Regions from separate parts of the Homo sapiens genome. Here regions 1 and 3 are each linked to region 2. A link is a contact called in ENCODE Hi-C or POLR2A ChIA-PET data. All regions are on one chromosome and are shown on one strand. The core of a region is the stretch at or near the end of the contact, and the rest is flanking DNA. Distances in the headings are between cores, read along the strand shown.

Evidence for each region. Hi-C counts contacts between places; a loop is a spot of excess contacts on that map. ChIA-PET counts read pairs that join two places held with the same protein, here RNA polymerase II (POLR2A). Pooled maps may share reads with other maps.
Region 1: a map of CD8-positive, alpha-beta T cell shows a loop between it and region 2 (15-fold over the local background). The contact joins the promoter of PLXNA1 here to the promoter of LINC02021 in region 2. A Hi-C loop is called at or near these places in 4 of 168 maps with a recorded cell type or tissue (CD4-positive, alpha-beta T cell, CD8-positive, alpha-beta T cell and naive thymus-derived CD4-positive, alpha-beta T cell) and 7 of 50 pooled maps.
Region 3: a map of ascending aorta shows a loop between it and region 2 (21-fold over the local background). The contact joins the promoter of CDV3 here to the promoter of LINC02021 in region 2. A Hi-C loop is called at or near these places in 2 of 168 maps with a recorded cell type or tissue (PC-9 and ascending aorta), 2 of 37 single-sample maps with no recorded cell type and 13 of 50 pooled maps. POLR2A ChIA-PET finds 5 or more read pairs at or near these places in 2 of 52 experiments (CD4-positive, alpha-beta T cell and CD4-positive, alpha-beta memory T cell).

Annotation. Positions count from the first base shown.
Region 1 is chr3:126,981,212-126,984,529 of GRCh38, forward strand. PLXNA1 (plexin A1) reads left to right here and starts at 1,904. Exons shown (of 32, transcript NM_032242.4): 1 at 1,904-2,076. RefSeq lists enhancers at 660-709, 970-1,299 and silencers at 1,350-1,569, 1,670-1,899, 2,915-2,994.
Region 2 is chr3:130,110,215-130,113,381 of GRCh38, forward strand. LINC02021 (long intergenic non-protein coding RNA 2021) reads left to right here and starts at 1,493. Exons shown (of 3, transcript NR_146653.1): 1 at 1,493-1,598; 2 at 2,408-2,530. LOC124909432 (a long non-coding RNA gene) reads right to left here. Exons shown (of 3, transcript XR_007096083.1): 3 at 3,146-3,167. It also overlaps the pseudogene FAM86HP. RefSeq lists enhancers at 564-753, 854-903 and silencers at 1,904-1,953, 2,024-2,193.
Region 3 is chr3:133,571,339-133,574,935 of GRCh38, forward strand. CDV3 (CDV3 homolog) reads left to right here and starts at 2,348. Exons shown (of 5, transcript NM_017548.5): 1 at 2,348-2,946. The coding sequence starts at 2,707. RefSeq lists enhancers at 1,337-1,576, 1,519-2,020, 1,677-1,846 and silencers at 2,227-2,766, 2,787-2,896, 2,927-3,316.

The sequences.
Region 1 (3,318 bases), core at 654-3,153, 3.1 Mb before region 2:
CTCCAGCCTGGGCGACACAGTAAGACTCAATGAGGCTGGGTGCCGTGTCTCATGCCTTTAATCACAACACTTTGAGAGGCTGTGGTGGGAGCATCACTTGAACCCAGGAGTTTGAGACCAGCTTGGGTAACATAGAGACCTCATCTCTTGAAAAAAAAAAATTAGCCAGGCATGGTGGTGCCCATCTGTAGTCCCAGCTACTCAGGAGGCTGAGGCAGGAGGATGGTTTGAGCCTAGGAGCTTGAGGTTACAGTGAGCTCTGATTGCACCACAACATCCCAGCTTGGGTGACAGAGCGAGACCCTGTCTGTCTCTAAAAAAAAAAAGCAGACAAGCAAAACCACCTAGTTGAAAAACCAGTTCATGCCACTAGATTTGCAAAACTAAAGAGTGCCAAATATTGGTGAGGATGTGGGACAGCCAGACCCTTCCACACTCCTGCTAAGCTGCTGGGAGTGTAAACTGGGGCTGTCACTTGGGAAGACGGTTTTGCTGTATCTCCTGAAGCTAGACAAATCCTACCCCGTGACCCTGCAGACCGTCCCTGGATCTAAAGGTGCCCACCGAGAGGCACACACAGGATGCTCATCACAGCTTTGCTCATCATGGCTCCAGATAGGCGACAATCCCATGTCCATCGGCAGGAGAATGGGCGAGCAGGAGCCCAACAAAACAGGCTGCGAAGACGATGCCTGCGAGCAGCTGCCCTGTGCCCTCACCACACAGAGCAGACAGAGCAAACAGCACAGGCTGAGTGACCCCGTTTCTGTAATGCCCAGAACAAGCCACCCAAAACAGCGTCCCATTCTGGGGTGCAAATATAAGAGGTCACACCCAAAGAAAAGCACTTAAAGATGAACACAAAAATGAGGGTTGTGGCTGCTCCTGGGGAGGGAGGAGCGGGGTGAGACGCGGAGGGACACCTGGGCCCGGTATGAGTCCATTCCCTTTCCCTGTTAACCATGTGAACTGTAGAGAGTTCCTCTTCTGTAGGGGTGACGTGATTCACACAGCAAAAACCGCACCCCTCAGGCTACAGATGGGGGCCAAGTCCCCAGCCGGGACTCAGCCCTCCCACGACGGGGTTTTCCTGGCCCATCTGCTCTGTTATCGATGCTCCTGTTGCCGGCTTCCCCTTCCTTGGCCTGGTTGCGTCCACCGGGAGGCCCTCCCGGATGCCTCCTGCCTGGGAGTGGCGGTTGTGAGTACAGTAACTGAGTGCTGGGTGTCTGCCCCTCAGCCTTGCCATGCAGGCTGGGGGTATTGCCTGGACAGCTCTGGCCCGTCACCCTGGATTCTGCAGCCCCACACCTCACACCGTGTAGATCCGCTGCCCCACGCTACAGCCGGAGTTCGCGTCTCGCCACGCCTCTGCCGCGGGACTTTCCTCCCTGGGCTGCGTCCCCAGCCGGGAATGCGCCACCAGCCTGGGGCCTGCAGGGGGCGCCCGGGCTCCCCGCGCAGGTGCCCGCCCATCTGACAGAGCGGAACGCGCGAGGCCGAGAGCTGGGAACACCCGGCCCCGCAAGGTCTGGGAACTGCGATTGCCTCCTTCAGCCTCAGTTTCCCCCCCCGTGAAAGGAGGCCATGCTCCTAGCCTGGGCACACTGAGCCAGGCCCTGTTCCTGGGGTCGCGGGCTAGCCCGCTCGAGAGCGGGGGGCTCCCGGAACTGCCCGCGCGGCCCCGGCGCCCAGAGAGTTGAGGCGGGCAGCCGTATCGCCCTTTGAAGACGCGCGGTGGGCCCCTGCAGGCGCGCGGCGCGGGGCAGAGCGCCCTCTGGAGGCCGCCGCCGGCCCCGCCCCCGCCCCGCCCCCGGGCTCTGGGCGGCGCATGCGCGCGGCGCGGGGCTCCGCGGGCGGCGAGAGCGAGGCCGGTCCGCAGCCGCGCGGCGCTCGGCGCCCCATTCATGCTGGGCATCGGCTGCGCGGCCACGCAGCGGAGCCCGGGCGCGGCGGCGGCCTCGGCCTGGGCGGCCTACGCGGCTTCGGCGGCCCCGCGGCGGGGCGGACGGCGGCGGCGGCGCGGGCGGCTGGGCGCGGCGATGGCCGGCGGCGGGGCGCGCCCCGGGGCGGCGGGTGAGTCGGGGCGCAACTTTCCCCGCGGCGCGGGACGGTGGGCGGGGGCCGGGCCGGGCTGGGGTCCGGGGCCGGGCGGCCCGTGGGTGGGCGCGGGGCGGCCTCCGGCGGCGGCCCTCTCGTGAGGCGGCAGGCAGGGGGTGTGCGCGGGGACTGCGGCGCGCGTGGGGACTGCGGCGCGCGTGTCCGCGGCCCGCGTGTCCCTGCGGCTCCGGCCCAGGCGTCCGCGTGTGTCCGGGCGCGGTCGCGGCGCCGACGCGGAGAGACCGCACCCCCGTGCGGCGGGGCTGGGACCGCGGCCCGGGATCCAGCGCCGCGGCCTCCCCCGCCCCCCGGCCGGGCCCGCCGAGCCCCGCGGCAGCTCCGGGGTGGCGGGGGGCGGGCGCTGCCCCTCCACGGAGGCTGGGGAGAAAGTTTGCGGCGGCCCCGCGGGGAGGCCCCTGCGGTGTCCAGGCCCGTCCCGGCCGCTGGACCTCGGCTCAGACCTCTGGCCGCGGGCGAGGACGGGGTGGCCAGGCCCGGATAGGGATCGGAGCCTCCCAGCAGGGCCGCGGGGGCCGGAGGAGGTCGTGCAGGCTAAGCCCCCGGCCGGCCCTGGGGCGCGGGGTGGAAGTTGGAGCGGCTTCCCGACCACAGCTGCCACCGCTCCCACTGGCCCGGAGTGCGGGGAGGTGGGCTCTGGGTGCCGCCCAGGAGGCCGCCCCGCTCGGGCCTCCTTGGCCTCCCCCTCTCGGGGCCTCTCCAGGGTCAGCCGCTTCTCCCGGAGGCTTCCGATTGCTTCCTGGATAGTCCCGGGCCTGATGTGCGGCGAAGCTGGAGGCAGCGGGCCGATCCCGGGCTGCCAGGGGAAGGGGGAGTGGGGACTCCAGGGAGGCCCCTCGGTCGGCGTGAGGTCCCAGGTGCAGCCCTGGAAAGGAGGGGAGGGGCTCCGAGGGGCGGCCCCGGGCGGCGATCTGCCCCAGGCTCCTGTGTGGGGTTCTGGGGCCACGCCCCTTGAAAGAAAGGGGTGTGTGTGCCGGGGAGGGGACGTGGTCGAGCCTCTGTCCCCTCAGCGCGGCTCCTGTGGCTCAGGCTGCTCCGTGCTGCCCCATCTCCTTTCACACGTAGCCGGTTTGGGGGTCGGTGCAGGGATGGGGCGCAGTTTCTGCTCCCCGGGCCCTTGAGGAGCTTGCCTCAGGTCCCCTCGATTTCCTGCGGCTTGGGGTGTGCGGCAGAGGCCAGGTGCTGCACCAGGGGCACCAA
Region 2 (3,167 bases), core at 243-2,742:
ATTTGCCATGAGCCAGGCACTGATCCACAGGCTTTTGTACTCAACGCTGACAACAACCCTAAGAGGTAGGTATCATTATATCAACCATTTTATTAATAAGAAAACAACAGCACAGAGAGATGCAGTCACTTGCCCAAGGTCACACAGGGCCAGGGGTTGGGCCAGGATTTGAAGCAGGCAGGCTGTCTCCTGGGTCTGAACTCTCAACTACTACACCCTAATCAAACAATCCCTCTGGTCAAATGTGAGTGATAATAATAGTACCCACCTCGTGGGTGTTGATGGTGAGCCCAAGTTAGCATTCAGCGTGGGCATGTGAACAATTATAGTCAATACTGAATGGAGACCTATGATGCTTTTATGAAGGTTTCTATTTTGGGTTAAAAATGCACAAATTTCTCCTGACCAGAAATGATCTCTGAGTGCTAAATATTTCATGTCAATGGAATAACGCAAATGATTAAGCAACACCCCATAAAATGGGGCAGACCCAGGGAGGAATATATATCCAAACTGACTCATCCCAGTGAGCTCACCGCACATGAATTACAAATGGAGCAGGGTGCATTAAGCCCCTCTGCTGGCAGAAGGGAGGCTGCTGCCTGCCATGCGCCTGTGCTGAGAATGGCAGGTCCCCAGGGAGAGGAGAGGCCACCCCCTTCTCTGTCTCTTCCATCACAGGAGTGAAAGCCTCAGCGCATGAGCTGATTCTGTGCAGTGCTCGACATACAGATGAGAACACTGAGGCCCGAGGGACAGCCTTTGACCTGGTCACCGTGCTCAGGAGGAGGTGGTTACCCGCGGGCCTGAGGGTGCTGACTTTTTAGAATGGGCGAGGGCAGCTGTGTCCCAGTGACCAGAACGATTACTGCCTTTAAAAAGTCATGAAAATGATCGTGAACTGTACCCCACACCGAGCGCGCGTCTGCCCCCCAAGACTGTGGAGACGCCCCCAGCTTCCGCCGCCAGCTCGCGGGGCAGGAGGGGTGAGAGCGACTCTGGCCAGGCCCCAGGGACGGGGACCGGGTCTCGTGGCCCTGACCGGGGAGAGCCCAGGAACTCACGTGGCAGGAGCGCCGGGGGTTTCAGCAGGGAGACCCATCCCGTCTGCCCCTGGACTTCCGCAAGCCCCGCAGGCCTCTCCGCTCGCCCCGCCGCCCACCTGCCAGGGGAAGGAGCGCAGTGTGCGCGCCGCTAGGAAGCGGCGCTCGAAACTCTGCAGCAAGAGTTTGGTACCCGCGTTCTCCTCAGGCGCCATGACGTGGGCGGGGCCGCAGCGTTGCCAGGAGACCGGGCGGAAGCCGGGCCTGGACTGAAAAGGGGGCGGGCCCAGGGTAGTGCGCGGAGGCAGAGAGGTGGCGGGGCCTAGGGGTAGGGTCAGGAGGAGCGTCCTGGGGGCGGGCGCTAGGGCGGGGCCAAGATGAGCTTAGGAGGGTGGGGCCTGGGGTGGGGCCAGGATGAGCGTCATGAGAGCGAGGCCTGGGGTAGGGCCAGAATTAACGTCGTTGGGGCAGGTCCTGGGTAGATTCCAGGTTGGCGGGTCCTGGGGCGGGGCCAGGATAGGGCGATCCTGGAAGCTGGGCTTCGGAAGCGTCCAGGTTGGTGGCGTCCTGGAGGCGGTGCCTTGCGTGAGGGCAGGATAAGAGTCCTGGAGGCGGGCATTAGGGCGGGGATAAACGCCATTGGGTTCAGGAGGCGGGACTCGGAGCAGAGCCCAGGAGACAGGTCCTAGGGCGGGGCTAAGGCCAGACCCAGAGAAGGGCTCAGGAGGCGGGGCCGGGGCGGGGCGTTGACTATGTCTTAGCACATGGCCAGGCGGTGCGCGGACTCTGGGAGGCGGAGCTTAGGACGGGCCCACGTGGGGAGGGGCCCAGGGTCCGGGAGGCGGGGCGGAGTCCAGGCTGCGGGCTGCGCTCAGGAGGCGGGCCCTGGGAGGCGGAGCTTAGGGAGGGGCCGGTGTCGGGAGGGACCCAGGGACTGGGAGGCCGGTCGGGGCTGGGCTCAGGGGCCCAGACCTAGCTGGGCTTGGGGCGGGGCCGAGACGGAGCGAGGGGTCCAGGGTGTGGGAAACGGGGAGGGGTTTGAGGAGGGGATCGGAATGTGGCTCAAGTTCGGGAGGCGTTACCTGCGGAGGGTTTGAGGCAGGTCCAGGAGCGAGCCCACGGTCTGCCGACGCGGGGCCAGGGGCGGGCCCCAGGATCCGGAGCTTCGGGCGGGGCCGAGTCCGGGTTTGGGGCCCGGGAGGCGGGGCCAGTTAGAGCGAGGGTCCCTGGGATCGTCAGGTCAGGCCTTGGGCTAACGTAGGCACTCGCAGTTCCTCCGCCTTCAGGAAGGTCTTTTTAGCAGGGGCCTTACGGGTGCGCGCTTCGGTCCTGGAGGCCTTATCCTAGCCTCCTCTCTCCATCAGCGCCACCCGTCTGGGGCCCAAAAGGAGGGAGCTTTACCTCTGTCCCCCAGCCTTTGGAGTGTCACCAAACAAGCCATTCGTTCACCAAATACTTATTAAGTGCCTGACAACGGAGATGTAACGGTGAGAAAAACTCGGTGTTGTCCAGGCCCTCCAGGGGCTCAGGGGCTCGTGGAAGAAGTGGACATTGAAGTATTTATCACACAAATGAGTGTAAAAGTACAATAGCATATCTGCCACGAAGGTGAGCAGACAGAGCTAGCGGGGCTTGCAGGAGGAGTTTTGATCTTGCGGGGACAGGAAGGAGGAGTTAGCTCCTGCGGGGTGGGATTGGGGGTTGTGGTGATATAGACGTGGGGACAGAGTGGAAAACAACAAAAATATAATTATTTTAGTTCAAAGTTATTGTGTCTTGAGTTGAAAGGCAGGGCAGTTAGCAACACAGTTCAGATTTCAGTACTGTCCCTGAAATCTGAACTGTGTTCAAAGTCTAAAACGTTTACCTTAGCAAATTCCTCATAAAACTCCATTTGGAAGAGTCCCGAGAGCTAATTTGTTAAGTATACTTGCAGAAGGTAGATGAGGAGACAGATTAAATCTTATTACCTCTTTCAGATGAGAGGCACTTGAGCCCTGCTCAGCTATGAGAATAAGAGGGGGAATTAATTCTAATTGAATACACTTGTTCTCTTATAGCTGTTGTTCCCCACCAGAACCAAATGAGCGCAAGATCTGACAAAGAAAAAAAAAGGTTCATCTT
Region 3 (3,597 bases), core at 1,098-3,597, 3.5 Mb after region 2:
AGATATAAATAACTGAAACTTATTTATATCTAGATCTTCTCTTCTAGATTATAAGGGAATTGAATGCAGGAATCACAAATTACTCACTTTTGAATAAAGCACTTTGCCCGAAATATAGCAAAATAAGTGCTTCATAGATGAGGAAAGAAAGAGAGGGAGAGGGCCGGGCATGGTGGCTCACACCTGTAATTCCAGCACTTTGGGAGGCTGAGGTGGGTGGATCACGAGGGTCAGGAGTTTGAGACCAGCCTGGCCAACATGGTGAAACCCCGTCTCTACTAAAAATACAAAAATTAGCTGGGTGTGGTGGCGGGTGCCTGTAATCCCAGCTACTCAGGAGGCTAAGGCAGGAGAATCGCTTGATCCTGGGAGGCAGAGGTTGCAGCGAGCTGACATGCCATTGCACTCCAGCCTGGTGACAAGAGCAAGACTTTGCCTCAAAAAATAAGTAAGTAAATAAATAAATAAATAAATGAAAGAGAGGGAGGGAGGAAGGAAGAAAGAGGGGGGAGGAAGAAAAGAAGGAAAGAAAAGAGGAAGGGAGAAAAAAGAAGGAAAGAAAAAAAAGAAAGAAAATAAATTTGATTAGCGATGGTAAGGGAGGGTGATGGTGATGGGCAGTACTGAACCTGGCCTGCATCACAGGAAGATATATGTTGTCATAGAAGGAAGTCACCTTGGGAGCTGTTCATGTTTGGGGAATAGTATATGTATAAGCTCAAGCTACTTGCTGGCCAAGGCTAGGTCCTTGATTTCTTTTGACATTCAGAAGTTAGACTTTTTTTTTTTTTTTGAGACGGAGTTTCACTGTTGTTGCCCAGGCTGGATTGCAATGAGGCGATCTCGGCTTACTGCAACCTCCGCACCCCCGGGTTCAAGCAATTCTCCAGCCTCAACCTGTAGCTGGGATTACAGGCGTTAGCCACTACGCCCGGCTAATTTTCGTGTTTTTAGTAGAGACGGGGTTTCATTATTTTGGTGAGGCTGGTCTCGAACTCCTGACCTCAGGTGATGCGCCTGCCTCGGCCTCCTGAAGTGCTGGGATTACAGGCGTGAGCCACCGCGCCCAGCCAGAAGTTAATTCTTTAATAGCAGTGTAAGTAGGGGGTAGGAAAAGAGAAACTTTAATGGGGTAACTGTAAAGGAAAAGACGAAGAAGTCTCTCCATTTACTGGCTGGATTCTATCTACCCCATATGGCTACCAACATTTGTCTGAGTCATTTCCTCAATGGTTGTGACAGCTCCCTCTTCTGCTTTTAGAAGGAGGAAGTAGAAAGTTTAAGAGCTTACTTTAGACCACCTTTTGCATATAGAATTCATTTCATTTTCAAGGCCCCAAGGGTATTTAAATGGGCTTTAAACCCATTTAAACCTGGCTTTCGCCTGGGCATTTTGGTCTCCACCCCTATGATAAGACAGTCCCCTCCTTTTATCAGGGATAGAAGCTAAGGATAAACTGTATCATCATCTAGACTCAAGTCAGGGCGTTAAGCAATGTGCTGAGCAGCTAATAATGTTGACTCTCTTCCCTCCATCCCCCTATCTTGTAAGAAATAGTATACCCACTTTACAGATTAGGGACTTGACGATAGGATTTATTGAACTTGACCTTGGTAAACATAATCCAGAGGGTGGAGTTCAGACAAAATCCCTTTCTACCTACCAACCAGCCTATGAAAGATCTTTTAGTAAATGGGACCTAAACTTCAGGCTCACTGCTCCTCTCACTTTCACAATCAACCGGTAAAGAAGAAAAGTAATGGTTGCCACTCCAGAGGGGGTGGAAGTACAGAAGCGATCAGAGGAGAGGAACAATCTTTAACACAGTTGGCTTAACGCAGTGCCTGTCCGTTTCGCGACAGTTCAAACGACTACTATGGGGCCACGGTTTGTTCTGGGCCAGGAAACACACGTGCATCCTGCGCATGCGTCCAAAAGGAACCCACTGCCCCTCCTGCTGGACCTCTTTAGCCAAGTCATCAACCAGCCCTCAACATGCCCGCCCTCAAGACTAAACCCTCGGCCAATCGGGAAACCGGAGTCGCCCGGCACGTCACTTATTTTGCATATGCCCTCCTCTCCCCGCCCCCATGCTTGGACTCCGCCCCGTCTGGGTCAGGGATTGTCACCTAAGAGCTTCGTCCTGGCACCTGATTGGCTCTCTTTCCAGCTCCGCCTCCATCTCCTCCCGCCGCCCGCCCCTTGGCGATCCCACAGCGGCAGGCAGAGCAAAATACGCAGGCGCAGGCGCTTCCTCTCTCTTCTAGCGGCCCGCCCTCCCTCCTCCCTCTCCCTCCCCTCCCCACTCCCTTCCCCTCCTCTCCAGGCCTGCGCGCGCGCCTCTTCCTCCGGCACGCGCCGCTGCTAGCCGAGCACTCTCGCCAGAACCTCTGGCTCGCGCGTGCCTTTTCCCCTCAGGTTGTGGGGAGAGCGGAATCCTGCTCCGCCGTCGCAGCAGCAGCGGCAGCCCCGGCAGCCTCGGGCGACAGCGGCGGCGCGCGAGCCCCCGGGCGGACCGTACCACCGCTCGCCAGCACGCAGGGGGAGCCGCCCGTCTCGCCGCGCACGCCTCGGCGACCCCGCGGGGCTGAGGCGTCGCCGCGCCCGGCAGCGTGAGCGCAGAGCCGGCCTCGACCCCGAGCTCGGAGCCCCGCGGGCCGCGCCCGCCGCCGGCCCCACCCATCCGGGTCGAGGAGGCCGAGGCCATGGCTGAGACGGAGGAGCGGAGCCTGGACAACTTCTTTGCCAAGAGGGACAAGAAGAAGAAGAAGGAGCGGAGCAACCGGGCGGCGAGTGCCGCGGGCGCAGCGGGCAGCGCCGGCGGAAGCAGTGGAGCCGCGGGTGCGGCGGGCGGCGGGGCGGGCGCGGGGACCCGGCCGGGTGACGGCGGGACCGCCAGCGCGGGGGCTGCGGGCCCAGGGGCCGCCACCAAGGCTGTGACGAAGGTGAGGGGCCGGGAGGCCGGCACTCGGGGCCCGGGCCGCGCGCCGGCGCCCCATGTGCCCGCCCCCGCCTGCCGGGGAAGCGTCCGGGAGGGGCCGCGGAGGCCGGGCGGACGGGCGCGGGCCGCCACGTGACGCAGGCTCTCCACCTCGGGCTGGGCTCGCCAGGGCCGGGACCCCTTCCGATATCCGCGGTGGAGCCGCCCTTCCCACCCCGCGTCGCTCGGCGTTAGCCAAGGCCCGGGCGGCGCCACCCTCCGGGGGCACTAGGTCTGGGGCCGCAGTGCCCAGCACAGAGCAGCGTTTATCGGGTGACGTCTAGGCTGAGTAATTCCGTGTGCTGACCTCAGCCCAGTAGTTTGAGCTGAATTTTCGCTTTCAGCAGCCGCATTTGTAGCAGCTCTTTTGTGATGACTTAGTCTCTAAGCCCGTGAAAGAAAAAGAAAACTCTCGGTGGCAAGGTTGAAGTAGAAATGTAGTTGTGAAATTCCTATTGACTTCTTCCTTCGGCTTTTCTTAGTTGCTTAAAGTAACAGCTCCCATGCAGGAACCCAGCGGAAGTATAGTGTTAGCCTACGAGCATGTTTGTCCTCCATTTAGCCTAGTTTGCCCCAGAACGAAGCAAGGGCTTTGACCAGAAGACAAGTACATACT